6 separate regions of the Mus musculus genome follow, and all the other regions are linked to region 6. The links are chromatin loops, found by intact Hi-C in ENCODE. Cell type or tissue: heart. All regions are shown on one strand.

What was found. Peaks named below come from ENCODE experiments on the same cell type or tissue, not always from the same donor. Only the 100,000 strongest peaks of a DNase experiment are listed, where the experiment ranks them.
Region 1: a loop joins it to region 6, with 6 times the contacts of the local background. A loop is called at or near these places in 3 of 42 quality-filtered maps.
Region 2: a loop joins it to region 6, with 3 times the contacts of the local background. A loop is called at or near these places in 10 of 42 quality-filtered maps.
Region 3: a loop joins it to region 6, with 1.8 times the contacts of the local background. A loop is called at or near these places in 2 of 42 quality-filtered maps.
Region 4: it touches region 6 in a loop (7-fold over the local background); 18 of 42 quality-filtered maps call a loop at or near these places.
Region 5: a loop joins it to region 6, with 2.7 times the contacts of the local background. A loop is called at or near these places in 9 of 42 quality-filtered maps.

The regions. Positions count from the first base shown.
Region 1 is chr2:103,060,670-103,065,669 of GRCm38, reverse strand. The region is part of intron 1 of Pdhx (pyruvate dehydrogenase complex, component X); the gene reads left to right. Among named protein-coding and RNA genes, the nearest start is that of Pdhx, 10 kb to the left of the region's middle. In heart, a CTCF peak has its summit at 2,545 (motif pointing right); no DNase peak of the experiment used is centred here.
Region 2 is chr2:102,801,283-102,806,282 of GRCm38, reverse strand. No RefSeq gene overlaps it. Among named protein-coding and RNA genes, the nearest start is that of Gm13872, 57 kb to the right of the region's middle. In heart, a CTCF peak has its summit at 2,037 (motif pointing left); a DNase peak (open chromatin) is centred at 812.
Region 3 is chr2:102,896,859-102,901,858 of GRCm38, reverse strand. Cd44 (CD44 antigen) reads left to right here and starts at 194. Exons shown (of 9, transcript NM_001039151.1): 1 at 194-591. The coding sequence starts at 513. Gm23731 (a small nuclear RNA gene) reads right to left here and starts at 3,899; the gene lies at 3,793-3,899. In heart, no CTCF peak of the experiment used is centred here; DNase peaks (open chromatin) are centred at 358, 838 and 2,328; H3K4me3 peaks cover 2,925 bases; H3K27ac peaks cover 1,492 bases; H3K27me3 peaks cover 236 bases.
Region 4 is chr2:103,016,657-103,021,656 of GRCm38, reverse strand. It overlaps Pdhx (pyruvate dehydrogenase complex, component X), which reads left to right. Exons shown (of 11, transcript NM_175094.5): 11 at 1-602. Among named protein-coding and RNA genes, the nearest start is that of Pdhx, 54 kb to the left of the region's middle. In heart, a CTCF peak has its summit at 2,332; no DNase peak of the experiment used is centred here.
Region 5 is chr2:102,682,814-102,687,813 of GRCm38, reverse strand. All of the region lies in intron 1 of Slc1a2 (solute carrier family 1 (glial high affinity glutamate transporter), member 2), which reads right to left. Among named protein-coding and RNA genes, the nearest start is that of Slc1a2, 27 kb to the right of the region's middle. In heart, a CTCF peak has its summit at 2,047; no DNase peak of the experiment used is centred here.
Region 6 is chr2:102,741,479-102,746,478 of GRCm38, reverse strand. Slc1a2 (solute carrier family 1 (glial high affinity glutamate transporter), member 2) reads right to left here. Exons shown (of 11, transcript NM_001077514.4): 5 at 2,506-2,671. It overlaps Gm13872 (predicted gene 13872), which reads left to right. Exons shown (of 2, transcript NR_153853.1): 2 at 1,557-2,828. Among named protein-coding and RNA genes, the nearest start is that of Gm13872, 2.8 kb to the left of the region's middle. In heart, a CTCF peak has its summit at 2,366 (motif pointing left); DNase peaks (open chromatin) are centred at 1,108 and 2,368; H3K4me3 peaks cover 490 bases; H3K27ac peaks cover 1,635 bases.

The DNA of each region.
Region 1 (5,000 bases), 320 kb before region 6:
ACTTCATCCTTCCCTATTTCTATTTCTTTCATTTCCTTGTTTTGCCTTATTGTCCCAGCTACCACTTCAAGTATATTACTTAAAAGAAGTGGGGAGAGCGACATCCCCGACTCACTCGTGACTTAAGTAGAATTGCTTCAAACTTTTTTCCATTTATGATGATGTTGGCTATGGGTTTCTCATATATAGCTTTTGTTATGTTGCGATATATTCCCTCTAGTCTTAATTCTCTTAATAATTTTATTATGAAGGCATGTTGGCTATTGTCAAAGGATTTGTCTGTGTCTATTAAGCCCATTTATGTGGTTTATACATTTATTGACTTGCATATATTGAGACTTTCCAGCATTTCAGAGATAAAGCCAACTTGATTATAGTGAATGTATGTCTGCTTTCTGTTTGAAAGTATGTTATCAAACATTTTTAATCTCTTTATCAGGGATATTGGTTTAGAGTTTTCTTTTTGTTGCTGTGTCTTTATCAGGTTTTGATATTAGAACCACCTGACTTTACAAGAGTTTGAGAGTGCTCCTTCTGTTGCTGTCTTTTTAAATAGTTAAGAAGAACTGGCTGCAGACCTTTGAGTGGCTAGTAGAATTCTGCTGTGAATTCATGTGGCCCTAGCTTGCTTCTTCTTATCATCATCATCTCCATCATCTCAATTTCCTCACTTGAATTTTGGTGGTTTGGCTGAGTCCAGAAATCTATCAATTTCTTTAAAGTTTTCCAATTTACTGGAGAACAAATTTTTAAAGTATTCCCTTGGAATATTCTGAAAATATTTCCATCTTATATATATATATAATCTCATTGAGGTCAAAATTCTGATTTTGCCTAGGCATAGGCTGGCAAAACAGACTACTCCATGGGTATTTGTCAAACTGCAAATTTAGCTTTTAGCTGTGGTAACATTGAAGATAAAACATTTGTCAGTGATTTTAATAAGAGAAACAGTTAGCATAGAGATGAAATAGAGCAAATACAGGAGTTAATGTAGCTTAGCTGAGTGATTATGGCTGGAGGAGGGGAGAATTTAGGCTGGGAAGGTGAAAGCCACCTGTGACTCCGTCTCTCATTACTCCAGGAAGGATTGTGATGTTCTAGAATACTATAGAGTATTTCAGTGCACATAAGCAACTATGTAGATACCCCGGAATCCATCTTCTAAGTGCCAATCAAAAATATGCTGCCTGCCAATAATAAGTAGTGGGGACTTAGTCCTCTCCAGAGCCCATCGTAATGACTTTGTATCTATCATTCATTTCTTTATGAAAATGTGCATCGTGGTTGTACAGAAGAGGAAGCTGACGTACAGAATGATAAAGCATCTTACAGACAGTGGAGCTGTAATTGGACCCAGGTAGTTTAGTGCTGCTCTCCAGTCTTGATGCTTTTAAGAACTAAATATCTTATCAATATGTGTATACTTGTTAAATAAGAAAATATTTCATTTACTACGGTAACACACACACACATGGCATATGGCAAAATAACCATAGAGGCTAATAACCCTATAGTAGATCTCTCCCCATGCCTTCCCCTTCTCCAGTCATCTTCTTTAAAAGCCAAGGGTTTTGACTCTCAGCTTCCTTCTGGCATTAATTAGCCAACCCTCTTGCTTGCATCTTAGACATTGTCTGGGGGTGAGTTCTGGTCACTAGAGTTCTCGTCTTTCAGTACTTGGTGCATTTATTGTGTATACTTGTTTATTTCACAGACACTGCTTGTACTAAATGTATACTGTGTACCTCAGAGGCATCCCATATTTTAAAAGCTTATTACCCTTGCTTTTCATTTCCTGCAGGAATTGCTGTCCTGTACAACTTTTTTACTCCACAACTTTTTTACTCACATCAACTAATGTTTCAGTTGACTTCAGTTTTTCATTTCTGTATATCCCAAGATGAGTAGGTTGAACCTAAGTTCTAAGTTTTCTTTAGAGAACAGAGTCCTGTATGCTGTTTTATGGGATGGGGTTGGTTGGTACCTAGCATGGGGCTGAGACACCTAGTCACCCACCTCTGCTTTGTTCACCTCAGTCTTTCGACTTAAGATGCAGCTAGGGTCTTTTTAGTTTATTTTTGGGTAACTGTTACTTTTCTACTTCCAAAGTTGTGTACTATTGCTCTCCACTTTCTGATTGATTTCTTTTTTCAAAATGAAAATTCAAGGCTGGTTTCCCCTCAGTGTTAGATAAGTTTTGTGGCAGGGAGTGAAATTTCATAATTTTATTCCAAAACTTACTAGAGTTGAATAGCGGTTGTCGTTTTAGGTGTGTTGTTTCACTCTTTGCTTATATGCAAACAGTAGGGTAGGTAGCAACTGGAAATCATGTACTGTCTTTGGAATGCTTGTTAGCCTCCCTGTGACCTCTCAGTAATTCTCCTAGCACCACAGCAAAGTAGCATGGTGCAAAGACAGCCTGCAAGCAGTGGTTTATTTTAAAGAGACTCTGAAATAACCTCTATTCGCCGCTGCAGTCTTGCTGTTCTGTGGCCTGTGCTGGCTTTAAGTCACCTGCCCTTTGTTCTGCTGTAGTCCATTCAGCCTGCAGATGGCAGGATTGCTTTATTTGTATAGCAATTTTAAAGATGCATTTTATCAGTGAGTTCCGGCTTTGGAGCTGAGAGTACTGGGCAATTTTCTTTTGTCTTGGCCTGTTCATTTCATGGTTTTTGTGTGCTTAGGTTACAGTTCAGTAAATGGGGTAGAGTGTGCCACTTGGCTCTACTGTATGTCCTTAATTACTTTTGATATTGTAATGAGCTTAGGTCTACTTCATACTAATACCAGGAAGCAATTTGTTCTGCATTTGTATTTTAAGAGTTTGTTTATATTAATTTCTCTGTTGATCCAGTGACCTTTTAGAATGCTTGTATATGTTAAGAACTTAAATCTGTAATGTAATTGCTTTTGCTGAAATATGAGTTTTGTTGACAGGATAAAAACATACGTTAGAGAAAATAAATTAGATTCAGATTATTGTGCCACATTTAAAATTAAAGTCAGAATTTTACTGTAGGAAAATTGACAGAATAGATCTAAAAGAACTGAAAAATCACTCGAGTTTAGTGATAAATTGTTCATACAGCGCATATTATATATCAAGCAACAACGTTCCAATGTCATTTATTGTGGTGTTCTTATGAGACAGACAGTAAAACAGTTGTAATGGCTTGTGAGACATTTACTCTTAAAAGTTAATGTTTCAAAATAAAATACTAAAAGCACAACACCATAGTCATCTTAATATTTTTAATGTTTTATAATTTCTGTATATTGGCTCACTTGCCAACCAGTTTGAAATAATCTTAGCTGCTTTACAAAAATGAACAAGCAGTGAATCACTACAAAATATCAAATATGGTCAGGTGTTATTTTATGTAAACTCGTATAACCAGTTGAGCATATTTCGTCTGCTCACAGTTAGGAAGTGGATATTAGTAGGAAGTAGTTGGTGCACATCCCAGCCTTCTCAGTGGGACAGGAGTGTGGCATGTACTTCTCGCTGGCATGAAGAGGGGCTCTGTAAATACTATCTAAATCACCCGGAAAGGCTTAATCCCATTCCAGGGAGCCTCGTACAGCCACAAAGAGCAGGTAGTAGCTATGTGTAGGCCTGATACCTAAAGCCTCGTTTATGATCATATACTTTCTCTATCAAGAAAAAAAATACATTTGGGAAAGAAGTGTATAATGTTCCCGTCTACAGAGGATCTATTAGGACGAAACTGTACTCTTGTTAATAAGCTCATGGTTTGAAATGGCATTTCTGGCAGGAAGCCTGTGGTGTGATCAGAATGTATGTATGGCACATCTTACTCTCTGTAATAAGGCAGCACACTCAGTCAAGAGACAGCACTGAATAATGGCAACGTCCAGCATATCTTTGTTTGGGTTTTGTCACCTTCATGGAGAGTAAGGACAGTGATCTACTGCAGGGTTTTTAGATTTTATTGTCATCATTCAGGGAAGCAATTCCAGTAAAGGGTGTGAAGAGTGGTTACGATTTGTTTTACGTTTAAAATAAAAATTTTGGAGGTCTTGATGTTGTACTTTGGAAAATAATGCTTCCTAAATGCAGACATTTCATAATACAGTCTTTAATGTCAGGAGTAATGCAAATGTGAAGGTCTCTTGGTGGAGAGATTATCACAGGAGATTGATAATATGAATCATACAATGGCATCTGAGCCAAATGTAAAAATACAGGAGAGTCTATTTGAGAGAACTGATTTAATATTTGTCACAAATGGAGATGGGATTGTGGGAGCACTGTGTCCTTTTATTTCACCTCTCTGAAGTGCAATTCTATGTGGTAGATTAACATATGTGTGGTCATGACATGTTCTTTCTCATAATGCAAGGCTTGAGCTTTTTAATAACAGCAACATATTGAGACTTTTTAAAAAGCTGAGCTTTTAGATTGAGGCTGGCTTCTTATCTGTTTAGGAGTAAGAGTTTGTTGCCGTCCTAAACACATTTGTCTCTATGAGTTTAAAAAATAACTGTTGAGAGTTGCACTTGATAAGCATTCCTTAGCAGTTGTCTTCATTTGTTTAGTAAGCCATGAAAAGCAGTAATCAGCTCCATCACAATCCGAGATTTAAAAGCTCATTTTATTACTTGAAAATGTGTGTCGTGTATTAACTTCTGAACACGTGCCGAAAATTTTCATAACTACAAGAGTCCAATCATTGCAGTTTGGAATTGTACCATGTGTATGTGTGTTTGCTCTAAGTAGGCTCCCCTACGTCCACTTGATTTAATTAAGACTTTGATGGTCTCCTCATAGATAACAGTGTATTGAGGTGGTACAAAGACCTTTGCATCATTTCTACCTATCTAGAATCCTAATTCTTTTAGTGCACAAAGATTAGTTTGACTAAGAAAAACACTTTTAGAGCTGTTTTGTAGTTGTAGTTTATTTTAACTAGACTTCAGTTTGGAATTAAATGAGATTATTGGTGATAGTTAATGAAAGCCAGAGTAGACACGAG
Region 2 (5,000 bases), 60 kb before region 6:
TTTGATGTCATCCTCAGGAAGTGTCTTACCCCACCTTTACTCAGATTGAGCGCACTCCCCCTTCCTAGTACCGCCTTGACCGTGTCCACCTGTCACTAACATAGTTCAATCTTATCAGTTTCCCCATTGTCCTCTCTCTTCCACTTTGGCAAACTTATTGAGAACAGGCTTTGTGTTTGTACCTCCAAACGGGAACAAACATCCCAGCTCAATTATGGCCTCCAAAGTTACTATCTAGTACTGATCACTTATGAATGTCTGTGTTTATACATTCAACTAGTGATGAAGAAATCCTTATCCCATTTTTAATGGATGAGTCAGCTAGGAACACAGAGAAGTATATTGTAGTCTCCAAACCACCCAAGTAGAAAGTGGTAGAGTTATGCTGGAGTTCTGACTTCCCCTGTCTCATTGCCTATTGTCATAAGTTTGTTAACTTGAATTTGTTGATATTAAGAGATCATTTTCAAACCTTATAAGCCAGGCCAACACTCCAGAGCTCTCTGTGGGAGTCAAAGAGTCTTCCTGAAGCATAAGTGAAGATATGTACCATGTAGGCTATATTGACGAAGGAGTTTATTTAGAAACCTATAAACACCTCCTAGATGCTGTATTTATTGGAAGAAGGAGGATCAGGTCATGTGGAAGTGTGGGGAGTTGTGCCATGGTGGCCCACGCAAAGGGTCATAGAGTTAGGAAGTCTGATCCAGCACCCTGGCCTCGGGCCCCACTTCTTGCCTCTGCTGACATCTAGTCTTCAACACCAGTAGTTTGTTTGCTTGTTAGGGCTCCCCATCTCCCGCCCCTTCCATCCCACCCTCCTCAGGCTTCCAGACTGCTGACCTCATCACGTGGTGACTGCTGTTTTCCAGCAGCTTCATCCAAACCACTTCCTCCATCCTCACCCCCGGAGGAGAAATGGCAAAAACTCCAGGAAAAGCAGCTAACATCTAGTTTTAGCATGACCGTCTTTAAAGTCAGACCCTGGGTTCAAACCCAACTTTGCCATACTTTGTTTACTGATGTGTATCTTAAGTAATTTAGCAATGATGTGTCTTCATTTTCTCATCTGTAAGATGGGAATAGTCATTTCTATCAGAAAGATATCTGGGAAATTGAATGAGACAAAAAGACAAAATTTGATAGGAGCATATGGCTTTTCTGTTTCTCATTCCTCACACCAGAAGTGCTGACACCCTAGTCTTCTCACCCAGATACTCAAATAGCTATTAGAGAGGAAACAGGGACCTCTCTTGTTTTCTGGGGAGTGTGGAAGTAGGCAGGTATGTTACTGCTTTTTATTTTATTTTATTTTATTTTATTTTATTTTATTTTATTTTATTTTATTTTATTTCACAAAGGCCTTGCCAGAACTTGGTGTCCTCTAGATGTAGAGAGGAGAGAACGGCTACCCATTCCAGGGCCCAGCCTCCTCAGAATCTAGGCAGACAATTTGGAATTTATCTGCTTAGAAGTGGGGAGGCAGGTTTTGAGCAGTTGGAGACCTGAAGGAAATTCAGATTTCTGATGAAGTCAGTGGAGTTCTTGAGAGCTTTGCTTTTTTACTTTCTCCCTCCTATCACTTGAAGTCTCCTCAAGAAATAGAGAATATCCAGAAAAAGATGTCAGAAAGATAAAAGGAGAAGGGTGAAAAGAAGAAAGGGATCAAAACAGTTATCCAGGAGCACTCAGATAACGGTTGTTTATTAAGTCTCATCTGTGAACACAGTAGCCACATAAATCACAGTAGCTGTAAAGCAGTGGGTTTTAAAAAACAAATTTCTAGACTAGCTGCTCTTGGCTTCTCTTCTAACTGTTTGAAGCCAAGGTTTGGGAAACCACTGAAGCTCAGAAATACAAAGCCCGAGTTGCAAAGCCACTAGTGATGCTGGAGTCTCTCTCAGTGCTGGAGCTTCTCTGAATCAGAAAAAAAATCCCTGATACCTGGGTTCATGTACCTCCTAGAAACTGTCATTTCTTTGTGGCTTTAGGCCAACTTGTTGGCTATTTCTGGCCTGTTGATAATGTGCCCTCTAGTGGAAATCCCAGAAACCTCTCTTTGATCTTTGTGGAAGTTGAATGCTATTTGATTTCAATCCTGAATCCTCAAGGCAAATCTAGAAAGAAGAAGGAAGGTGAACGTGGGGATCCTTTCACTAAAGGCTTGTGTGGAGAAGCAGTGTTTCTGGGTAGTCTGGGCTCAAGCATTCAGATAGTGTTCCATCTTCTGGTTTAGTCAGCATCTTGTATTTGAAAAGGATTCACAGATCATGGGGGAAAGGAGACAGTAAGCTCCAGCATGACCATCATTTGCCCCCTATCTGCTAATTTCTAGACATTTTCTGGTCTATTTGGAGACATCCTTATCCGAGGAGTACAAAGAAGAGTAGTCAAGTGACTTTTCTGAGGAAGATACAAAGAAAGATTTTGACCTGTGACTGATGACCCTGGGCACTGGTTATCTTTCAGGCACTGTCTTAGACATAGTGCATACCAAACTTGAGTTTCTTTCAGTAGATACAGACAATAGAATGTGGTTTACAGAGTTATGAGGACAAAACACATTGATGTCTTAAAGGTCTCAGAATATTGTCTAGCAAGGAGCACTCTGTAAGCACACACATTAAAGTGAGAAAAGTAAAGCAAGACACTGAGCACCTGAGATAAAGCTCCATTTATCCTCATCCTACAGATAGGAAGAGCCAGGCACAGCAAGCATGGCCACTCCACTAGAAAGGGGCAGGGCTGAGCTCTGCATGAACAGCCTGGGACAGAAAACATTCTTTGAACTCCTACATCACTTTGTTTTTATTTGAACACATCAAATCCTCTTTGTGAGGGTTGGTGTGAGGGTGCAGTTGTGTAGGGGGTACATGTAGAGTCTAGAAGTTAGCCTTAGGTGTTGTTCTTCGGGACACCATCCATTTGGGGGTTTTGTTAATGTTGTTGGTTTGTATGTTGTTTCATTTTGTTTTGACGCACGGTGTCTTACTGGCTTGGAGCTCAGTGATTCAGCTAGGCTGGCTAGCTAACAAACCCCAGTGATCCACCATGCTCGACCTTTTATAGTTTTTACTGAGTTCTGGGGATGAGACTCAGGCCCTCGTGCTTGCACAGCAGCAAGCATCTTGACCAATTGAATTCTCTCCCCATCCCTTTAACTAACAAACCAGCCCTCTCAACAGAAGTATTTTCATTGTACTTCCCAAAGAAAGTTGGTGTCAACTCTAATAAACCATTAAACAAATTTCAAGGTGATCAAAATAGATAAAAATGACTCTAAAACAAGATTTGCTCATTAGACAAACAGGTGAATTATAAGTGGGTGGTCTGATTTCACTCCTGTTGCTGGGATAAAATACCTTGGTGAAAAAAAAAACAACTTAGGAAAGAAAGGGTTTACTTTGGTTTACAAATCTAGATTACAGTCCATTGTTGTAAGAAAAGTCAGGGAAGAAACTCAAACATCTAGAAAAAATGCATCTACAGTCAAGACAGAGATAAATTGATGCATATATTCTTGCTAATTTACTTGGGTTTGCTACTGTCATACAGTTTAGGATCCCCTGCCTAGGGAATGATGCCTCCCATAGTGAACTAGATCTTTTCACATCAATTGACTTAATTAAGTTAATCCTCCATATATAGTCCCAGAGGCTCACCCAATGTGGAGAATCCTTCATTGAGACTTTATTCCCAGTGATTCCAGGTTGTGTCAAGTTGATAGTTAAGGCTAGCATTCACAGTGTAGTACAGATAACATGTTAAGTTGTATTTGAGGATCTGATCAACACTCTGCTAGATTAGGCTCTATGTTTTCACTTACAATTATCCTTGTGGAAAGTTGAATTTGCTAGAACAAAATATAGAATCAGTCAATAAAGATATAAGATATAGCTTATTTTTATTTTAGTAGGCTCTTAAAAAGTTAACATTAAAGGTCAAAAAGTATTGGTTGACTTTATTTACAGAGTAAGATAAATAACTAATATCTACCTTCTGGAAAATTTTTTATGTCCATTTATGCACAAATGATCAATAACAAGAAACATTAGATAGAAGGAGAAGAGAAACCTAGCTCCCTGGCTCCTTCAAATTGTTTCAGGGATCTGAATAGTAATGCAGTGTCCGGATGCCTGTGGTGTACATCATAACTGAGATTTAAATAGGAGTAGATCCTTCAGACCATGTGACCAGAGGCTAGGATAATGTTACTGTGGCATCATTGGGGATTTAAGCTCAAATCATGCTCAAAGTGTTTTCTGTGCCACAAATAAATTCTAAATATTTTAGCAAGTCCAATAGTGGGTTGTACTTCAAATAATGTCATTGTGGCTGAATAGGCTGAGATATCCCACCCATCTCCAGCATCTAGAGAAATGTGTCTTAAATGTATTCCTTGGTGTATAGTAATGTCTGATAAATTAACACAGAGGCAAGATAGGGATAGTTATTTTTATTTTGCATGATAAGTTAGGTGTTAGTTTTGCTAGGATGAATATCAATATGAAGTGGTGCAATTGTACTTGTTATCCGGGTCAGAATAGGGGCTTTCCAGGAGAAATTAATGTTAAGATAGTAAGACTGGTTGAGTTTGCAGTAATCCTGGGGAAATCCAGCCACAAGCCAGGTGGAAGCTCCTTTCCTCAGTGACCAGAGATGAACTTCACCCTGAAAAACCCAGAGGCTGCAGGATCTACCGATCCTACCCTTCTCCATGGGGAGTGATCATGGCCCAAGGAGGATAAATGTGATTGGCACTCAAGGATGGAGGGTTGGGAAGCTGAAGAGCTGTAATAGGCAGTAGTTTCACTGTTTGCATGGGGATTAGGGATGGCCCAGGGACCAGGGAGGCTATGAGGGTAGTAGTTAGAGTTAAAGGAAGAGAGATAAGGCAAGTAGTTAAGAAGAGATGAGGAACACCTCTAGCTCCCCACTCTGCCCACACCAGTAGAAGCACACACATAGCATAAGCACTCAGACATACACCAAGACACACT
Region 3 (5,000 bases), 160 kb before region 6:
TTTCCCTAGCCAGGTTCCCAAGTTTAGTGGCAAAGGAGAAACTGGAAGATTTAACTGAGAGGGGCGAGGTCTTAGAACTCAGTCATTCTCCTTGTCCCAGGCAGCGCTTCTCATAGGCTGGTAGGCTGGGCCAGGGTAGGAAGCCTGTGGAGTGGCCCTGGAGAACGTGGGCGCACGGGGGCTGGGGGGGGGAGGGGGGCGGCCATTCTCTTCTGTCCAAGAGAGCAGGGCAGGAGTGCAGGGGCAGTAGCGAAAGCAGGCTGGTGTGTCTTTAAACTTCCGTTGGCTGCTTAGTCACAGCCCCCTCGCTTTGGGTGTGTCCTTCGCGCGCTCCCTCCCTCTTAGGTCACTCACTCTTTCAAAGCCTGGAATAAAAACCACAGCCAACTTCCGAAGCGGTCTCATTGCCCAGCAGCCCCCAGCCAGTGACAGGTTCCATTCACCCTCGTTGCCCTTCTCCCCACGACCCTTTTCCAGAGGCGACTAGATCCCTCCGTTTCATCCAGCACGCCATGGACAAGTTTTGGTGGCACACAGCTTGGGGACTTTGCCTCTTGCAGTTGAGCCTGGCACATCCACATCAGCAGATCGGTGAGTGGCCCGCCACCGCGCCTGAGGACTCCAGCTGGATGCCTCTGGGTTGAATCGCCCTGGGGAGGGACTGTAGTGAATTGGGCTAGCAAAGCAAAGCTGGGATTTGGGGCTATGCTATTGGAAAGAGTTTACGCCTGGGAAGTGCTGCTTTGGTGAAAGGAAAAGAGAAAGGGAGAAGAAAGTTTGCTGGGCAAGTTGCCCGCAGATTTTGGGCGAGGTCCCCATGCTTGCTGGAGCACATGGCTCAAAAGTAACTGTACTCTTGGATGCCCGCAGCCTCTGTCCCGACTAACAGGCTCTGGTGCTCAAGGGCTCCCCAAGCCTGGCTAACTGTGGCTAGGCAGGTAGAGGCAGACACTGGAACAGACCTGTAGAGCACTCCCCAAGGTGTGCACATAGCTACAGGCCAGAGATTGGGCAATGAGCTTTTCAGAAAGGAGCCTTGAAAAGCTGAAGACAGTGGGTCCCAGCTTTGACTAGTTTTCGGGGCTCTTAAAGTCAGCTTTGGTCACCAACGGCTTTATTTTAGCTTGTGGGAGTTTGAACTGGTTTGTGTGAGGCTCTGAGTGGCCTAAAGGTTCCAACATGGACCAAGGAGGACACATAACCGGAGCAATAATTCGACCAGCCGCGCAGTGCTTGCAGTCTAGGCAAAGTCAAACAGCAACAGGGTTCATATTTGCTGCCTGGCAGCCTCAGAGCAGGAGGGGACCTGTATCAGGGTAACCTGTGAACTTTAGCGCAGTCCCTAATATCCCATCTAAATGTGGTTGGTGACTTTGGTGGCTGTGGAGAGGAGGAGCTTGGGCCAAATATCCAGTATGGCTCATTTTCAAGCGTCCCCCCTCCTTTATCTATATATGAACAGATAATTCCACGAAGGCTTTGGTTATCATCAGCATAGTTAAATTTTCTTTGAAGAAGTGCCAGCTAGGTCATTAAGTCAGCTCAGACTTCAGTGAGTTCCTCTCAACAAGAATTACTAAATCCAGTTCTGGGGGTAAGGGGTGCCAAACTGGGTTTTTTTTTCTTTTTAGACATGGTACGTTGGGATTAGAAAATCGCACCTCCATTGTTGAATGTTAAATTTTGAATGCTGATGCAGAAGTAATGCAAATAATAATTGCAGTAGGACACTATTGGCCATTTGTGTGTGTGTTCTTTGCTGTGCTATGTTAGGTAATTCACATAAGCTATCTCATTTTATCCTCATGGTGATTTGGTGACAAATGCTCCCCCCAACACCTTACCAGTAGGGAAACAGAGGCTCAGAGAGGTTAGGTGACTTCCCCTAGTCACACAGCAAGGAGTGGGGCTGGGTGTGAACTTGGGTTCATTAAGTTCCCTAGCTTAGACTGCCATGGGATATCTAAAAGCAAGTGCTAGACAAAGTTGAAAAGACCTTCAGGGACAGTAACAGTCTAGCCAGCAGAGGCTGCAGTGGAGGCTCCCATAGGGAGCCAGAGCTCCTAGGATCCATTGGAAGGCAGAAACATTCAGGATGGATGAGGGAAGGACAGAGAGAGCCTGGACCTGACCTCAGAGGACAGGAGGAAGGTTGGCACACTGCTCCCACCTTTGTTGGGGCTGAGGAGCCGAACTCCCACATTTTCCTGGCCTGTCTCCCGGCTATTCTAAAAGGTCTACTCCCAGATACCTGTTGCCCTTCCAACCCCCCCTGGAGTCAGGTTCTGAGGCCAGCAGGCTCTCTTCTGCCTTGGGGTTTCTACCTTCTTGTTGTACAGTGTGGCTCCAGGACAAGTAGAGCTGGTGCCAGTAGCAGCAGCTCCATGGACCCTGGCTTTCACGCCCTTGTAAAGCCGATGAAGGAACTGAGACTCTGAAATGAGATGTGACTTAGCACAGGATGTGTGTGAAAGAGAAAGGGGAGGGAGAAGAGAGGCATCATGGTTGCCCCATTCTGGGAGTGACTGGTTTGGGAAGATGATGAGGAAGCACTGAGACCAGCAAAGTTGCTGGTGGTGGGGCTGAGGGTGGGGAGGGTGGGGAATGGAGGTGGAGGGGCGTTGGGGAGGGGTGGCGTAAGAGGAGGAAGCATCCATCACTGTGCTGGCAGTCAAACGGTAGAGAAGTGGTGGAGGCCTAAAGCAACTTCTCCCCCAAGGGAAGAAAGTGGCCCTAGACCAAAGGCAGAGGGGACAAGTGTCCACTTGCATCTCTCCTCTCCCTTTCCAAAGATCGTGGTTAGGAAACTGTACCTCTATTGTTGAGGAAGATGGGGTTCATCTGGGAGTCTTGGGACTTGGGGACAGCAGGCACCGTTCTGCTTCCTCTGAGCATTGGCAGTTAGAGTGTAGGCTAGGCCTTCCCAGGTGAAGAAGTAAGGAAGCAAGCCCTGTCCTTGCTGAAGTATCTCCATTCACTCAGTTACTCCCGGGTACACACAGAACATCTATTTCCTTCTAAAATACAGTGAGGAGTTAATGTGTTGGGAGACTCTGGCAGCTGAGGAGAAAAAAAAAAATTCTATTTTCTGCCAACTTCCCCTTACGCAGGAGGGGATGCTGGACCACACAAAATTCCTAGTCTATGACAGATCTCCTTCCATTCATTCCCTAAAAGTTTCCTGATTCACTGTCACAGACTCAAAAATGGGAACTTTAAAGATCACTAAGGAAAAAAAACCAACCCTTCTTTTCCCCCAGAGGAAGCAGACCATGGGAGACAGGGATTGGTGAGTTGCCTGTTCCGTTAGGGTGTGAGGACATCTTTGAAATACTGAAGTCTCTGGAGTACTGTGGGAGCCCCAGTGTTTCACCTGAAGTGGTGAGGAGGAAGGTGCGGTCAATCTGGGGTGTGGCATAACATTTTTAAAAAATATTTTTATTAGGTATTTTCCTCATTTACATTTCCAATGCTATCCCAAAAGTTCCCCATACCCTCCCCCCTCCAACTCCCCTCCCCACCCACTCCCACTCTTTGGCCCTGGCGTTCCCCTGTACTGGGGCATATAAAATTTGCAAGTCCAATGGGCCTCTCTTTCCAGTGATGGCCGACTAGGCCATCTTTTGATACATATGCAGCTAGAGTCAAGAGCTTCAGAGTACTGGTTAGTTCATAATGTTGTTCCACCTATAGGGTTGCAGATCCCTTTAGCTCCTTGGGTACTTTCTCTAGCTCCTCCATTGGGAGCCCTGCGATCCATCCAATAGCTGACTGTGAGCATCAACTTCTGTGAAAAATATGGAACGCTTCACGAATTTGCGTGTCATCCTTGCGCAGTGGCCATGCTAATCTTCTCTGTATCTTTCCAATTTTAGTATATGTGTTGCCGAAGCGAGCACGTGGTATAACATTTTTAACACTTTCAGTGCTACCTACACACTCATCACAGTTTTGTATTTTATGGCTCAATATATTCAGTTTGAGTTTAAGAATTATGATCACCATATCTTACCCTAAAGAAAAATGGTACCCAAGACAAACCTTTCTTGTTTCATATGACTCTTGAGCATTACTGAAAAATTAGAAGTACCCTATTTTTCATTTATTTATCTATTTGTTTATTTATATTCATTCATTAATTTATTCACTTTATATCCCGATTGCAGCATCCTTTCTCCTCCCAGTCTCCCCTCACATACTTCCTCCCCCATACCCCTTCCTCCTTCTCTGAGAAGGGGAAGGTCCCCCTGGGTACGAACTCACCCTAGCACATCAAGTTACTGCAGTACTAGGTACATCCTTTCCCACTGAGGCCAGATAAGGCTGCCCAGTTAGGGGAATGGGATCCACAGGCAGACAGCAGATTCAGGGATTGCCCCTGCTCCAGTTGTTTTTGAACACACATGTACACATCTGCTACATATGTGGAAATCCAGCCCATATTTTCTGGTTGGTGGTTCAGTCTCTGGGAGCCTCCAGGGGTACAGGTTAGCTGACTCTGTTGGTCTTTTTTTGGAGTCCCTATCCCAGAAGGACCATAATTTTAAAATCCTAGCATATTGCTAATGCCACCCAGTATCCAAAACCCGTAAGAAGTGCCACTCACTGCTCAAATTCAGTCAACAGTAGTTGTTTGTTTTTTGTTGCATGGCTTTGCAGTGGTCTCACACATTGAGATTCTCCTAGCACCGTTTTCTCGATAATGAAATCAAGGATCCAAGGACACAGGAGTAGAGTTGAGGTGCCCCATCATCTACCATCACCCCATCACTACCTTTGGAGGATTCTGGAAGTAGCCGGTGGTCTCTCACTGTTCCTGCCTGCTGTACTCAGCAGAGTGATCACGAATAGCCTCTCTCTCTTGCCTCCCTCCAGAAGGCTGTAGGCTCCTGGCTGCCCTGCCTTGCCCTCCTCTGTCCCATCTTTCCCAGGACTCAGCCACAGCTGTTAGAGATGCCAACCTAGATATTTATTGCTAAAATAAGTCCATTTCCTTATCA
Region 4 (5,000 bases), 280 kb before region 6:
GGGCCTCTCATTTTTTATAAGCTCTTGATATACTTGAACAATTTAATATGTACAGTTAGTTTGCTCTGGATTAGTATATAAGTACATTTTATTAGGGGTTGTGACAACATTATTAAACTTTTGTGTATATAAAGCCAGGTGTCTTAGCTAGATATATTTCCAGTCTTTTAACTTTGACACTGTGAAGCTCTAAGGATACAATAGGAATGAAGACAGAGGAAGAAAAACTAAAGAGTCGTTTGTTCAGAGACCTGACCTTATAAAGTTGGGGGAGCAGCTGGGTTTGTACCTATAACCTCAGCCTTTGAGAGAGATTGAGAAAGGAGGCCCGCTTTGAGGCTAGCTGGGCTACGCGGTGAGGCCCTGTCTCACAGAGGCAGGGAGAGTGTTTTACTGGAAAAGCTGCAGTTGATCTCAAATTGAGCAGCGAGCTTTCATGCTCAGTTGGAATCTAATGAAATAAATTCTCTTAGCATACATTGTAAATTTGTATTGTTTTAAATACAGTATTGTTTGCTGAAGCATTGTAATCAAGTTTGTATTGTACAGTCAAATGTAAGAAAATAAAAAAATTCTAGTCTACTTTGATATGACATGCAAAATAGAAGAGTGGCAAACAAGCTCACCATGGTGGTTTGCGCCTATAATCTTAGTACTTGGAAGACTAAGGCAGGGTTCCCATGAGTTCAAGACTAGCCAGAGCTACAGAGTGAGATCCTGTTTCACAAGAGAGGAGACCTAGGAAGGAGAACAGATGGGAAGTAGTGCTCATCTACTCCATCAGCTGAGCCAAATTGTCCCTCATTATCAGTAACATTAGAACTGCTTCTTTCTGTTGGCAGCTCTGGCAAGATAACGATATTTAAATGAGATGGTAATGAATGGTAATTTAATTCACCAGTTGCAGAAAGTTTCTCCTTAGTGTCAGTTGACATAAATCACCAGAAAAAAGACTCCATGGTACAAGTTGTATTGAGTATGACATGATGAACTATAGCCCTAACAAAGGAGCCTTCAGAAATAATTAGTGCCCCAGTATATCTCTTGTTAAGAAAAATATTTAATTCAGTTATTCGGTTTTAACAAGCCATTTTAAAATGGACTCTTCAAACTTTTGTCAGATTAACTTAAAATTATTACCAAGCACCGTTTTCAAAATAGCTTTTACACTTGCACTACTTTCAAGTTCAGTGTGGCTGAAATGTTTTTAATACTGTGTGAGTGTGTGTTGTGTGGATGTGGATATAGACACATGTTCCCAGGTGTGTAAGGCAGAAAACAACCTTGGATTCTTGCTTTCCACCTTGTTTGATGTATGATCTCTTGCTCACTGCTGTGTACACCAGGCTAGCTCCTGGTAATTGTCTTGTCTCTGCCTCCATCTGCCTGTAAGAACAGGTAGGGTCATGGTGTCTGTCTTTCAGGGTGTTAGGTTTGCATGACGAGTGCTTTTACCCACTGAACCCTCTCCTCAGCCCCCTTTTCTAATTTTGACATCTGAGGACTTGAACATGAGACAGCCATAAGTAGCTCTTTGCTTGCGCTCTGTCTTCTGTGGGCCGGTATCACTAGCAATAATGCCTCCATTTCCTGTAGCTACAAAGGAGGTTGGTCCCCATCCAGCTTGGACAGAGGCACTGTTTATCTGAAGCCATTTATTTCAGTTCGTGGGCAACACAAACCTAGTTGCCTCCCTCTCATGGTTTCTGTGATAGTTAATAAGCAGTGTAGAAGCTTTCCCCGTTTGATCAAAAATAATTCCTCTAGCATCTCTAGCAATTAGATTCCTGTAAGCAAATTGTCATTTATGGAAATAATCCTATTGCAGCATGAGGTCAAGGAATGATCTTGATTTGAAGGAGTGTGGATACATGGTGTGAGCCATGTGTGCATCAGCAAGACTGTCCACCACCACACTCTGTTTATAACAGGCAAATATACTGAGACAAGGAAAACAACCTAAGCATGAATTATGAGGGAAAAGCATCATTCATCTTAGTGTTTAACCATTAGTCATGGAAGTATTAATGAACAGTTACCTCTGTTAGTCAGAATGGGCTGGTTTCTTTAACTACACTTCCTACTTAGTAGCTAAAAATGAGTTTGTCCACTATTTTCTGTCACATTAAAAATGTCTGGGTGCTGCTGACCAGACTTGAATGAAACATTGCCAAGTAATTTATAAATACTGTTAAGAGTGTTCACATAATATCGAATGGAACTTTTTCTTTTTCTTTTGTTTTTTACTTATTTGCACTCTGAACCTACCTTTACCAGTAATTGTTTAAGCAAAACATAAGTTCTGGAAAAGAAGCCTTGTTTCCCTACTTTGAAAGGTAGGTGGTGCTATGAGTTAATATATTGTCATCCAAATAGAGAAACTGCATGGCTTTCGGTCTCAGCTTTCAAAGACATTCTGTTCTCATGACAAGGTTGTGTCATGATGGACGCGGGCTCCCTTCGCAAAGTGAAGAAATGAACTTATGCAGATTAAAAATTACACTTGAAACAAGTGCTATGAATGGGAAGCACTGGATTTTTAGAAGGGAGTAACAATACAGAAAGACTTTAAAATTAATCTGGCCATGATTCCAAGTGGGTTACAACAAAGGATGTGGGGCAGCAGGAAACAGCTGCAGGGTTTATACTAACTGAAGTATGACTGACTCTGGATCGCCATTACCTCAGGGCTTTTAATGAAGAAGGACAAGGAAGTGTGTCCTCCATGCCAGGCTGCTGTATGTGTGTTGTGAATGCAAGGTAGGCGTGTGCTTTCGAGACAGCGCCATAAGATGAGTGGAATTCCCTCCAGGACAGTTTCTGGAGGCTCACTATTGCCACTTGAAGAGGAGTGAGGTGCTTATATGTGATACAGCAAGTAGCATGGTTTCAGGACACATCTAAACTTGTAAATAAAAGAGTGATCGTCTCATAAAGACATTTTGAATAGTTCTGCATGGTTATTTGCCTTTCTGGCATCTGCATTGGTTTTGGAAGGAGGCAATTGGAACAAAGTAGTTTATCTTCTAAGTTATAGAACAATGAGGAGCCTCTTTAATTAAAAATAGTTTAGATAAACATATTTGGTGCCCACAGAGGCCAGAAAAGGCCATTGGATTGCCTGGAACTGGAGTTTCGGGCACTTGTGAGCAGCCATGTGAGTGCTGAGAACTGATCTTGGGACCTTTGCAAGAGCAGCTAACCACTGAACCATTTCTTAAGCACCCTTAATTGAAATTTGCTAAAGTCGTTTGCAGATGAACTTTGGAAAGTTACTGTTAGTTTGTGTCTTTGATCATATAGTTTATTTTCACAAATTAGAAGTCACTTCCCTGATTTTCCAACTCTGAGCCACCTTTTTCTTTCTGAGAAAGTGAGTATTGTCAATGCTCCTTGATTTAAACTATACCACCAAGGACATAAGTTTAAGGGAAATATAGGTTTCTGTTAAAAGTTGAGAGAACATTAGGACGATCAGTCAAGATTTTCTCATCTAAATGTATTTAAATTTTTTTCTTTATGAGATTCATAGTTATTCTTGTCACAGACAAGTAGATCTTTAAAGATTTGTCTGTTGTGGCCAAATGAGATACACATTAGTCAAGCCTTTATAAAGCATAAACTGGACACAAGGTTAAGTTTTTATGTGTATGTTACACTTAAACTTTGTATAGGGTCTCAATGTATGTAGCCCTGGTTATCCAGGAACTCCCTTTGTAGACCAGGCAGACCTCAAACTCAGATCTACCTACCTCTGCCTCCCTAGTGCTGGGATTAAAGGTGTGCACCACCACCTCTTGGCCCCACTTACTTTCTATCCGTGGCCCCTCAGTCCGCTTGGCAGAGAATACTACTTATCAGGAAGCTACAGGATAGAGCTTGGTAGATGATCACCCCTCCCAGTGCCTTAGCTTCTGCTCTGTGGGAACATCCTTTTCTAAGAATTCATTTAATCTGCATGCTTGCTCATCAGGAGGAGTATTTTCTGCCTAGTGTCAGCCTAGTTTAAAATTACTAGGCTTTTGGCAGTAAGCTTATCCTGTGTCTTAATAATTCTTATCTATGGAGGAGGGGAAAGATCCTCTGTGTGGCAACTGCTTATCTTACATCATCTCTTCAGTTCTGTGTGGGAGGTGTATCTTGCTTTATAGCAGCCCTCCTTTATAGTCTTAGATAACGTGTACAGACTCAGAGACTACATGAACTGAGCTAAGCTCTAAGAGCTGCATCTGGGATTGAGCCTATATCCATGTGGTACAAAGCTTTAACAACATTACACACAACATTCTCAGGTGGACATTGGCTGAGCTCGTTCTACTGAAGTTCTTCAGCGATGTCACTTCATGTACAGTGAGACCTATAAAAAGTTTAAGTACAACATACAAATAAAAACATGTACACTTGGCTCGTATTTTCTTTGTAGTTCCTTTCTGTGTCCTGGTTAGATTGCACATGAGGTACTGAGGGATTTTTGGTTTGTTTCCATTAAAAATACATCTGTGAAGTACTAAAATCAAGAGTCATGACTTACATATAACTCCCAGTGACAGCCTTAATAAAACTGAAGCGTAAAACATTTAAGGAGGTAGTTCTTAATCTTCCTAATGCTGCGACATTTTATTAGGTTGTGACCAACCCCCAACCATGAAGTTACTTCATTGCTATTTAATAACTTTACTCCTGCTACTGTTATGAATCATAATATAAATATCTGATATGCATGATATCTGAATTGTGATCCCCAAAGGATCTATGACCCACAGTTTGAGAACCATTGATTTAGGGCTTGGTGCCTCTAGGAATAAAATATATCGATAAGCCGATGGTACTTGTGTGTGGTCCCAGCTGCAGAGGAACAGATGCGGGAAGATCACTGGAGTGCACATATTAGAGACCATCCTGGACAACAAGAGGAGAGTAACAGCAAACAAACTCATCCAGACAGAATAGCATGCAGCATTCGGGAAGAGGTGGCAAGAGGATCATGACTTGCAGGCCAA
Region 5 (5,000 bases), 59 kb after region 6:
ACAACAAGGTTTGCTTCTTCAATAGAGGGCCTTCAGTCTAAGGCTGCTGTCTCATCTCTCATCCTTCACTCTCATGCTGCATCCGAAATAAGGAAAGAAAAAACATGCCTTTTCTATTAGGGGTTAGAGAGATGGCTCAGTGGTTGGGGGCACTGACTGTTCTTGCAAAGGACCCGGGTTCAAATCCCAACACCCATGTGGCAGCTCACAACTATTTGTAACTCCAAGATCTGACACTCTCACATAGACATAAAAGCAGGGGAAATACCAATGCACATAAAAAAAAAGCTAAATAGATAAAAATGTGCATATATTAGCATAGACTCATTCTGTGAAATAATAGATTTTGCTTTTTAAACTAGATATTTATTCTAGATACCTTCAGACATTTTTACCAATGAAGTTCAGTACAAACCAGAATTCAACTTTGAAGAAATTATCCATGAAAAGACAAGCAAAAGCTGTTGATGGCTTCAAGCATGCTCTTTTGCAAGAATGGAGAAGAAAATTTAATATTTATTTTTAAAAATGGAAGCTGTGGGATGAGGAGCTGGGTCCGTATCTAAAGCACTTTCTGTGTATCTCTGATGAACACCTGACTGTGATGCCCAGCACACAGTAAAAAAATGATATAAAGAAACAGACTCGAGGGAGCAAAGACAGCTGACCCCAAGGGTGAACTACAGGCTCAGTGAGAGACACTGCTTCCAAAAACAAACAAAACAGGGCAGAAAAGAGTTGAGAAAGATATCTGATATGGGCCTATGCCCTCCAAATACACATGCACACCCATGTACTTACACCTGCCTATACACACACACACACAAACACACACATGAAATGAAACCAAAGTTGTACTCTATATTTTGAATGTCAACAGAAGCTGGGAATGGGGGCTTATGCCTGTAATCTCTGCACAAACGTTCCTGAAGTAGGATTGCCATGAGTCCACAGCCAGCCTGGGCTACGTAGGGAGTTACAAGCCAGCCTGGATACACAGAGACTCTGTGTCAAAGCCTTACCTCAAAAGACAGATACATCCTAAGAGATTTCATGAGCCCAATGCCAGAGGAGTATGAGGGGGAAATCATCTGAATAGCGATTGCTGGCACACGGAGGGACTTATGGGTGTGATCCTTCAAGTTCCTTGCCACTAATAAATGTTTTAACTTAAACCCATCTTATACATGTGAAAACTGAGGCTTGGAATGCTTACGTAAATTGTAGTAAAATTCTCTTGTCTGGGAAACTTAAACCCTTACTAAACTTCAATCTCTTTTATTGTTAAATAGAAACGAGGGGCAGGAATTTATTACTCAATCTGCCACACAAACACAGTGGCTTTCCTCTTCTATCGTCTTTCAGAATTAGAACATGAACTTGTTCCTGGTCAGCCAATTACTGGAGATGATGGCCTTAATCTGTGGGAGAGGGTTATCTAAGCAGGGGTGAGTCAAATCGTCAGAGGGACATCGAAAAGCAGCCAGCAGTATGCAGGGGGCCGGTTTAAACGACCTACTTCTGAAATCATGATTCAGACCTACCTTTTATGCAACTCCTAAATGCCAGGGGAACAAGGCCCTTAGCCAGCGAAGAGGAGCCAAGGTGAACGGCTGGTCCCTGCAGACCCGTTCCCCATAAGACGGAACAGCAAGGAGCACTGCTCAGCACAGTAACGACATTTTACCTCCTCCTGAAAACACCAAGTGTGCTTATTAACTGTGTGCTGGACAAAGCTCATTAATAATTCACTTTAGGATGATTGACAGGAGAGTGTTTGGCTGCCATGGTAACAACAGCAAGAAGAGCTGTTTGCTTGCTTTAAAACAACTATGTAGAGCATCTGGGATTCTTTTTTTTTTTTTTCATGAATGTTGAGTTCCTGAAGAGACTGTGCATGTGTGTGAGTGAGTGTGATAGTGATAGATGGAGAAGATATATCTTTAAACTGTAGTCTAGGAACTACTAAAGGGCAGGACATTATAACAGGGAAGGCAAGTGTCTTTCTCAGCTTCACACTGCACCCTTCTGGAAGGAAAAGGAAGTAACAGAAATGCATCCTATTACTGGATGAAATTAGCTATGTTTTTTATGAAACTTTAACCATATAAAGAAATCACATATAAAGCATGCGTAATGTTTTCCTTCATTTACTTAATATTTATTTCCAGTTCTATAAGTGCTTGTGTGTCGTGTGTGTCTTTGTGTGGGTGTGTGCACATGGGTGTCGATGTCCGTGGGAGCCAGAGGCATCGTAAGTCCTGGGGCAGGAGGCTGGGACCCTCCTGAGGGGGTGCTGGGACCTGAACTGCCTGTGTTCTAGCCATTTCTGACCTTATTGTTTATGGAACTACAAGATGACATTAGAGGCTCTTCTTTGCACCATTCTGGGTCCCGCTGGCCTCCCCCCATAGGAAGACAGATGCCTTCTTCGTGGTGAGCTGACAGGATAGGGACTGTGTTTCCCAGCACAGGACATGCCTGACGCTCCACATGTTTCTCAGCACGTGATGCTCCCAAGATGCTCAGAAATCAGGATCTCTACAGCCTTGGTTCCCTAGGATCAAATCTTTCAGGCCACACCTTTAGGCTCATGAACCTAAGTCACTGGTTGACTCAGTTTTCCATTAGGGTGTCTAGGAGGACAGTGAAGTGTATAGGAAGGGGCTATTCCGGCTGCCTTCAGCACTCCAGGTGTCAGTTTGTGTTCTGTCAAGAGTGACATTCACAGCTTGAGATGTTGATTTGTATTTTTAAATGGCCACTGTGACACTCGGTAACTGGTTTAGTTATACACATTCATTTGGACAGTGGGTAACACTGCCCCTACCCCAGCAGAGCCTGGAGTATGGGGTTGGGGGGAGAGAGCAACTGAGCCTCTCTTAAAACTCAGTAAACAACACAGAAATAACTTCTTAAGGAATTTCACACTTTTGCCACCAGGAGGAAAACATGTGATCTCTTTCTTACTGTGACCTCGAGCACACACTCGAGCACACACACACACACACAACACACACACACACACACACACACACACACACACACGTACATGTACCCTTGGATGTGAAGGAAGCAGCCCCTCCCTTTCCACATATGGGGTACACTGGTGCTTCCTTTTCCCTCATCCAAAAGCGCATGCTGCCTGTTTAGATATACTGTCTGTACAGCATATCACTGATAAAATTTAATTTCTCAGTAATGCACACTATAAGATCCACAGCAATAACTACAACAATACAGAGCAATCAGAAGAACATACTCTAATAAAGGGCTCTTCCCTCACCCTCAATCTGAGGAACAACTGTACTCTGATAGTTTGTTAACGGTTTTGTTTTGTTCTTGCTTTTGCAAGGAGATCCATCCTAGCACCACTCTCTTCCACAGTCTGGGGACCTGCACTTTGAGACGCACTAGCTGGAGCATGCTCTCAAACACTGTGTAAGGAGAGGAAACATGCTAGAGGTTGAAAGCACACAGAAGATTTTGAAAATAATACCAAAAATAGGTCAGGGGCTGGGGAGGCGTCCATCATGGTGGGTAGAGCACTCACTGAGCAAGCACGGGGACCAGCCTGTGGATCCCTAGAATCCACAGAAAAGCCAGGAGAGTGTGGTAGCCATTCTGTAATCCCAGCTCCGGAGGGAGAGACAAGGAACCACCTGGGGGGGGGGGCATTCAGGCTGGCCAGACTGTCCAAGACAGCAAGCTCTGTGTTCAGAGAGAGACCCTGCCTCGATATATAAGATGGAGTAGAGGAAGAGCCTCAAGCCTCTCCACATGGGCATACACAGCTGCACAGACATGTGCCGACACACAAGCAAGCACTCGTACACATACATATACGTCCCCCGGAGATAAAGCAAATAAAAATGCCCTGAGGTAGACAAAATACACTCTCGGAACTAAATTCATCTCTTCTTTCTTTTATCTTTACTACTATGGTTATGAGAAAAATCAATATTATGCATGTGACCCAACTGTATATCTATGAGAAAGAAATGATGTTTTTAATTGTCAGTTTTATATTCTGTGTACACAGTACTGGATTACATAATGACATTTCATGCAAGTCTATTTTATTGTTTGGTAGATTCCCTTCATAGCACCTCTCTCCCCCTTCTCACCCCCACCTCCTGTTACATTCCTTTATTCCCTGAGGTAGTTTTATTTCCACTTTTATGTTATGCATACAAAGATGTCTCTATATAAAATCTGGACACTACACTTGAGAACAAATACTCTATCTGTCTTTCTGAGACTGAATTCCTTTACTTAGCAAGGTTAGATCCAGTTGTATCCACAGCATCAGCCTACCATGGTCCAATATGGCCTGTCAACTGTTTATGTAAATGAAGTTCCCAGAAATCAACTTATCTGAGATTACTCATCTGGTCACCAGAAAACAGAATCAGAGTCTGTTTCAATACATACATGAACATGTGTTCAATACATACATGAACATCTGTTCAACACATACATGTTCAGGTACATACACAGACACACACATAGACACACACGGTTACTGGGTTACATACACAAATAAAACATTAGTCAGTCTCAGCAAGGCCTGAGACACCATTTCTACCTCAAGCACACTTTCCCAAAACTCTACTCACTCACCCTATCTAGATATTGGTGCAAAAAAAGTGCATGCCTCTAACTACCACCCACATAAGCACCAGCTACCCCAGAAAGAAAGGGGGACAGGTGTGGATTCCCCTAAAAGAGAATCAGATCTTCCAGAGAACTGAAGGGCGTAAATTGTTCTTCCACTTCAGGTAAAACTTCAGCATGCCTTCTCCTCAGCATGCCAGTAAATGCTGCCCTTTGGAGCACATTCTCTCCCTCTTTCACCCTCCTTGGTCAAAGTAGAAGATGTCTACACCCGTCCAGAGTCACATCAAGGATTTTCCTTGAGAGGTCTTGGTTTCTGTATTCAACCCTCAAATCTTAGGGCTTCAATCTCAGATATCTCAATTATTCAAAGTGACTTTGGA
Region 6 (5,000 bases):
GAATAAAGACTCTCCTTGGAAACAACAGACACTGGTGTATCTATGAGTATATATATATATACATATATATATATATATTTACCAAAGGGGAAATAAAGTCAGAGGTTCAGAGAGAAGGAATTTGTGTCTAAGGGAATCAAATCATAATATTTATTAAATTTTATATATATATAGAGAGTAGTTGGCACCAATTTAAGCTATTGGAGTTAAGGTGGGGATCAAGAATTGGTTTGGGGGTTCATCTATTTGGCTGGTTTTTGAGGGCAGTCTTGACTTATAGCTCAAATTGGTCTTTGATTAATCATCCTCCTGTCTCAGTTTTCTGAGGGCTGGAATCATAGGTATGCTGTACCACAAGCTAGCTCTCCAGGTTTCTTAGGAGCAGAGCACGTCCTTGGAGAAGCAGAAGGCTGAGCCAAGATTGCACCTTCCTGTATTGCAGTTCTCAGTCCTTGGGGCTTTCCAAAAACCGAAGACCAGAAATACAGAAAAATAAAACAAAAAACCAGAGCCACTGCTGCTGCCCTTCCAAGGCCATGAAAAGAACCTTATTTCAGCTGGGATTGGCAAAAGGGAAGTTTCTCAACAATCTGACTTCCCTTGGCTTCGCAGTGCCTCGCTGTGTACTTGAATGGATGCGGGATTCAGCCTGCCATTGCCCTGGGTAAACATTGCCTAATTGAAACTGCTCACTGGAACAGGGGTACTTCACTTGAACAAAGCCCTCTTAGACTTGGTTGGGGTTGCCAGTATTTTGAAACTCCCAGGCACAGCCACAGGTCATGTGACTTTCTAGAATCCATTAAGACTCTGGAAAGACTAGTCCTCTGAATTATTCAGTCCAAAGTATCAGGGGTTACTTTGTCAAGGAGGATGGGATCTAAAGTTATGACCCACCAGAAGGGCCTCCCGGGAATTGAGAAGGCCCTGAAAGGATTGTAGATATCTTTGCAGTGGAGAAAGCGGCTTCTGGGTTATCAGAAATGCCTCCTTCTCAGCGGGACTCTCTCACTTCCTCCTCCCCCCCAACTACCTCTGGCTTGTTACTGATTATCAACTGTGTTTACTGATCCTTTGTTGCCTGGCAACCCACTCAGCTTATCTCCTCCCTCCCTCTCACCCAATGGGCTTTCTTCCAGGACAAAGAGCATCTACTTCAGCCCTGCAGGCACTGGGTTGCCCAGCTCCTCTGCCGCCTTCTCTGTTCAGCACTGATGTCCTCGGAAAACAACCACAGTGCACAAAGCAATCACACAGCGCTGCTGATCACATCCTACATAGGAACCTTTTTTAAAAAATATTATTATTATTTATTTATTTTTAGACTAGCACGTGGGACATACTTAGACTAAATTATTGTTATTTGTATTGATCTAAAAATTCAAGTTTATCTAATGACAATCCAAGGAGACAAGCACATTTGATCTCTTAGATGACAAAGGGACAGGACCACTGAGCTGACCCATCTCTAAACAGTTCTCACCCGAGTCCTTAGAAACTTCTTTGCAAGATCTTGCTTACAGATTCTTATTTCTCTTTTTTTTTCCATTTTGCAGGCAAACGACCCATTTTCCTAACACCATTAAACTGAACAATGATGGAAATGGGAGAGAATGGGCCCACCCTAAAGCCCTAAGGTGGCTGGGTGATCAGTAAGTCTGGGCAAATTTGGAGCTGATCCTGTGAAGGAAACCACCTCACCCCCTGCACTTCATGGAATGTGTTCTGGTTGAGCTTCTTGGCTCTCCATCTACTTTTCATAATGACCAGAGCTTGTCTGAGCAGAGCTCACTGCATGTGCTAGGGTGCTTTATAGGCACAGCTCCGGTTCATTTTTACAACGGTCGGTTCACAAACCCTGGGCCAATCCCATTTCCAATTTACTGTGGAGGCTAGAGAAGTAGAAAGACTTGCCCAGGAGCAGACAACCAATGAGTGCCTCCTAAACCCACATCTGTGCAGCTAAAGAGGAACTCTGGACGGAATGGAGAGAAGGCATCAGGCTCAAGGAGACAGGTCATATACATTCTGTAATAGCCCTTTGTTTCCTAATCTAACACTGTCCAATACTGGCAACTCTGCCTTTGTTATAGACTTGAAGCTAGGATGCAACAACAAGCATGGTGCTTCTGCAAAGAGACAGCTAAAACAAAACTTAATAAATAAAAGAGAAGCATAGCCCAGTTCATTAAATGGCTAGTTAAATAATGTGCCTGACAAATGTCAGCTCTTTTCTCTTTTTCTACCCCTGATCTCTGGCTGCCATGTCCCTTTGGGGTTCCTCCTTCTGCTGATCTTCCTGTCTTCCTTCATGGCTCAGCCCTGTCTCAGTGACACTCATATTGTTCCCCAGAGAGAACCTTCTGCGCCACCTAGAGGACACTTTACTGGGTTTTTTGAGAAGAAACGTTGGGATACTGAGAACTGAGGGAAGAAGGCTGTTGAGAAAGGCGGGCCACTGTCCAGAAGTCAAAGGTGATGGATGGCAACAACCACTATGCCTACCTAAGACGTTCATCCCGTCCTTGAACTCCAGGCCCTTCTTGATAACGATCTTAGTTTCTTCAGGGGCCTCGTTCATGGTTTCATTCAACATGGAGATGACCGCCTTGGTGGTATTGGCCTCCTCAGATGGAGGTGCCACCAGAACTTTCTTTGTCACTGTCTGAATCTAATGGAGCAGGAAGGAAAAAGAATAAAGGTGAAGGTCAGTCTAAAAGGTCAACAACAACCCAGCCAGCCAGTCATACACTTGAACCTTCCCAAGATGTTAACTACAACTATGAAATGCCAAAACAAGGCTAATAAAACTGGGGAATATTTTATGATTATATTCTTAATAGAGCATTAACTCATTGCATATGCAGTATGTTGTTGCTTCTCGGCCTTTTGGCTAAGATCAAGTGTAGCATATGCAGTATGGTGCAGCTATCCTACTAACAAGATTATTACAAAGTTTATGATATTCATTTGTCCCCTAAGTACCCTAAGCAGCACAGTTGCTATAGCTGGGGGATATGTGTCCATTTTTTCCTCCCCATGATGACACCTCTGTGATTGGGGGATGGTATCACAAGTCCAACTTAGTAGCTGCTCTTGCAAACTGTGAGGCCCAGGTAAATGTTCTTTCTGCTGGACAGAATCATCAGAAGCCTGTCCTAGGTTCTGGGTCCTTCCAATACCAGGCTCTGCTGGGAATCTCCATCTGGACAGCAGGGTGACAGCTACCCAATAGCCACCTTTCTGGGACTATATAATTCATATGCAAGGTGGGAAATATATACTTCAGGCTATGAAGCCAACTCACTCTTGCCTAATACTCCCCAAGTATCTCCTATGCTATTCCTCGACATTCGTGGAAGTGGGTCTAATTTTAAAGGTGTCAGGCATCCTGCATGTAAAAATTCACATCTCAACCTCAAAATTTACCACTTTCCAGGGCATTAAAATAGAAATCATTCAAAATCCTAGAATGTCTGTGCTGGCACGTGAGAGGTGACAGATGGCTGAACCCTGAATAGATACAGAAGACGATGCAGGAAGAACTGGCTTTTCAGACGTCATAGTTATTGGCAGAACTGACACTTGAACTTAAATGGCCCGACCACCATTGAATTCTTTCCACCCCCTGCACCATATGTTAAGTTATACAGACTTGATCCTTCTGTGGCTGAGTTTGACAGTTAGCAATGCTGGACTGAGATAACAAGAACAGAAAAGAAGGACAGGCAAACTTCTCTAGGAGGAGGCAGGTGCCTCCCGTGTTAGCCTGGCTGTATACACTTGAGCAGGGTCAGAGGAGACCCAAACTTGGCTACATAAGCAGAGAATGATCCAAGCTCTGGGCAATAGAAACATGAAGAGAAACCACAGAAGTGACCAGAAGGGAAACTTCTGGATGTAGCTGCCAGACTCTAGGCAACAAAGATGGAGACTTATCTTGAGAGGGATGAAGAAGCCAAAGTGTAGACTACTCTATAGTGATCATCATGGATAACAAGCAGGGTCTGGTAGGAGGCTGGTTGCTAAGGGTCTCACATCTTTCATGTCCTACAAATAACCCAAGACCTGATTTCTAGTAAGTCGATGAAGCCAGACACAACATGAATCATGCTAGACTTCAAAATCTAGCTTCCCAACTGAAGGGGTGTTTCAGTTGTCCAGGTCTCAGTTCATATTTCCATACATGAATACAAACACGTTGGGTTTGGACCACTCCATCTGCATACCTGCTGTGGCACCTGAGCCCAACTTGCCAGAAAACTCACAAGTATCTCCTAGTTGACTTACATGCCTTCCTTCTTACCAGCCTCCTGCCATCAGCTACTTGTAGCTTTGTTTACATCAATAGCTGTCACACTGGTTGTTTTTCAATAGAAAACCAATTATTTCCCTAACTCAAGCTTTCTTAGAATAAGGACCTGAATTTGACCTGACTAGTGACTACTTGAGCTGAGCTCTGTCTTCCTAAAACCAGATGGGAGGCTGTTTTGGTTTTAAACATGGAGGGTCTAACTTGAGCAAGCCAAGACCACGGAAGACTGCCTCTAATGGGAACAATTATCCTTCCTCTTTTTGCCCCGGTTTCTAACTCTAGTCAGGAATCTCCCTTCACTCAAGATAGGTCATTTAAAAACACTCCTCGCCAGGCCATGGGGATCCAGAAAGGATGCTAAGTGACCCAGTTCTCTATCTCTGTTTTGTTACTCTGTAAGAATGGTCTTCTCTGGTCAAGGCCCTTAAAGTCAGGGTAAATATCTACTTGCATTCACAATGTCAGGTAAAGGACAGTACACTGCTATTCCTCAAGCTGCCCCAACTCAAAGAGCTCTTGACCCTAGCCCTAGCTGAGGAAACAAAACTAGGTTGCCATAGGAAGGTATAAGATCCTGGCAGGGACGGAGCACATCCTGATGTAGTTTTCTATCCCCTAGAGTCCAGACAGTATGCTTTGCCATGGGGCAAAGCCCACCATCAGCCTCGGGACCACCCAAGTGTGA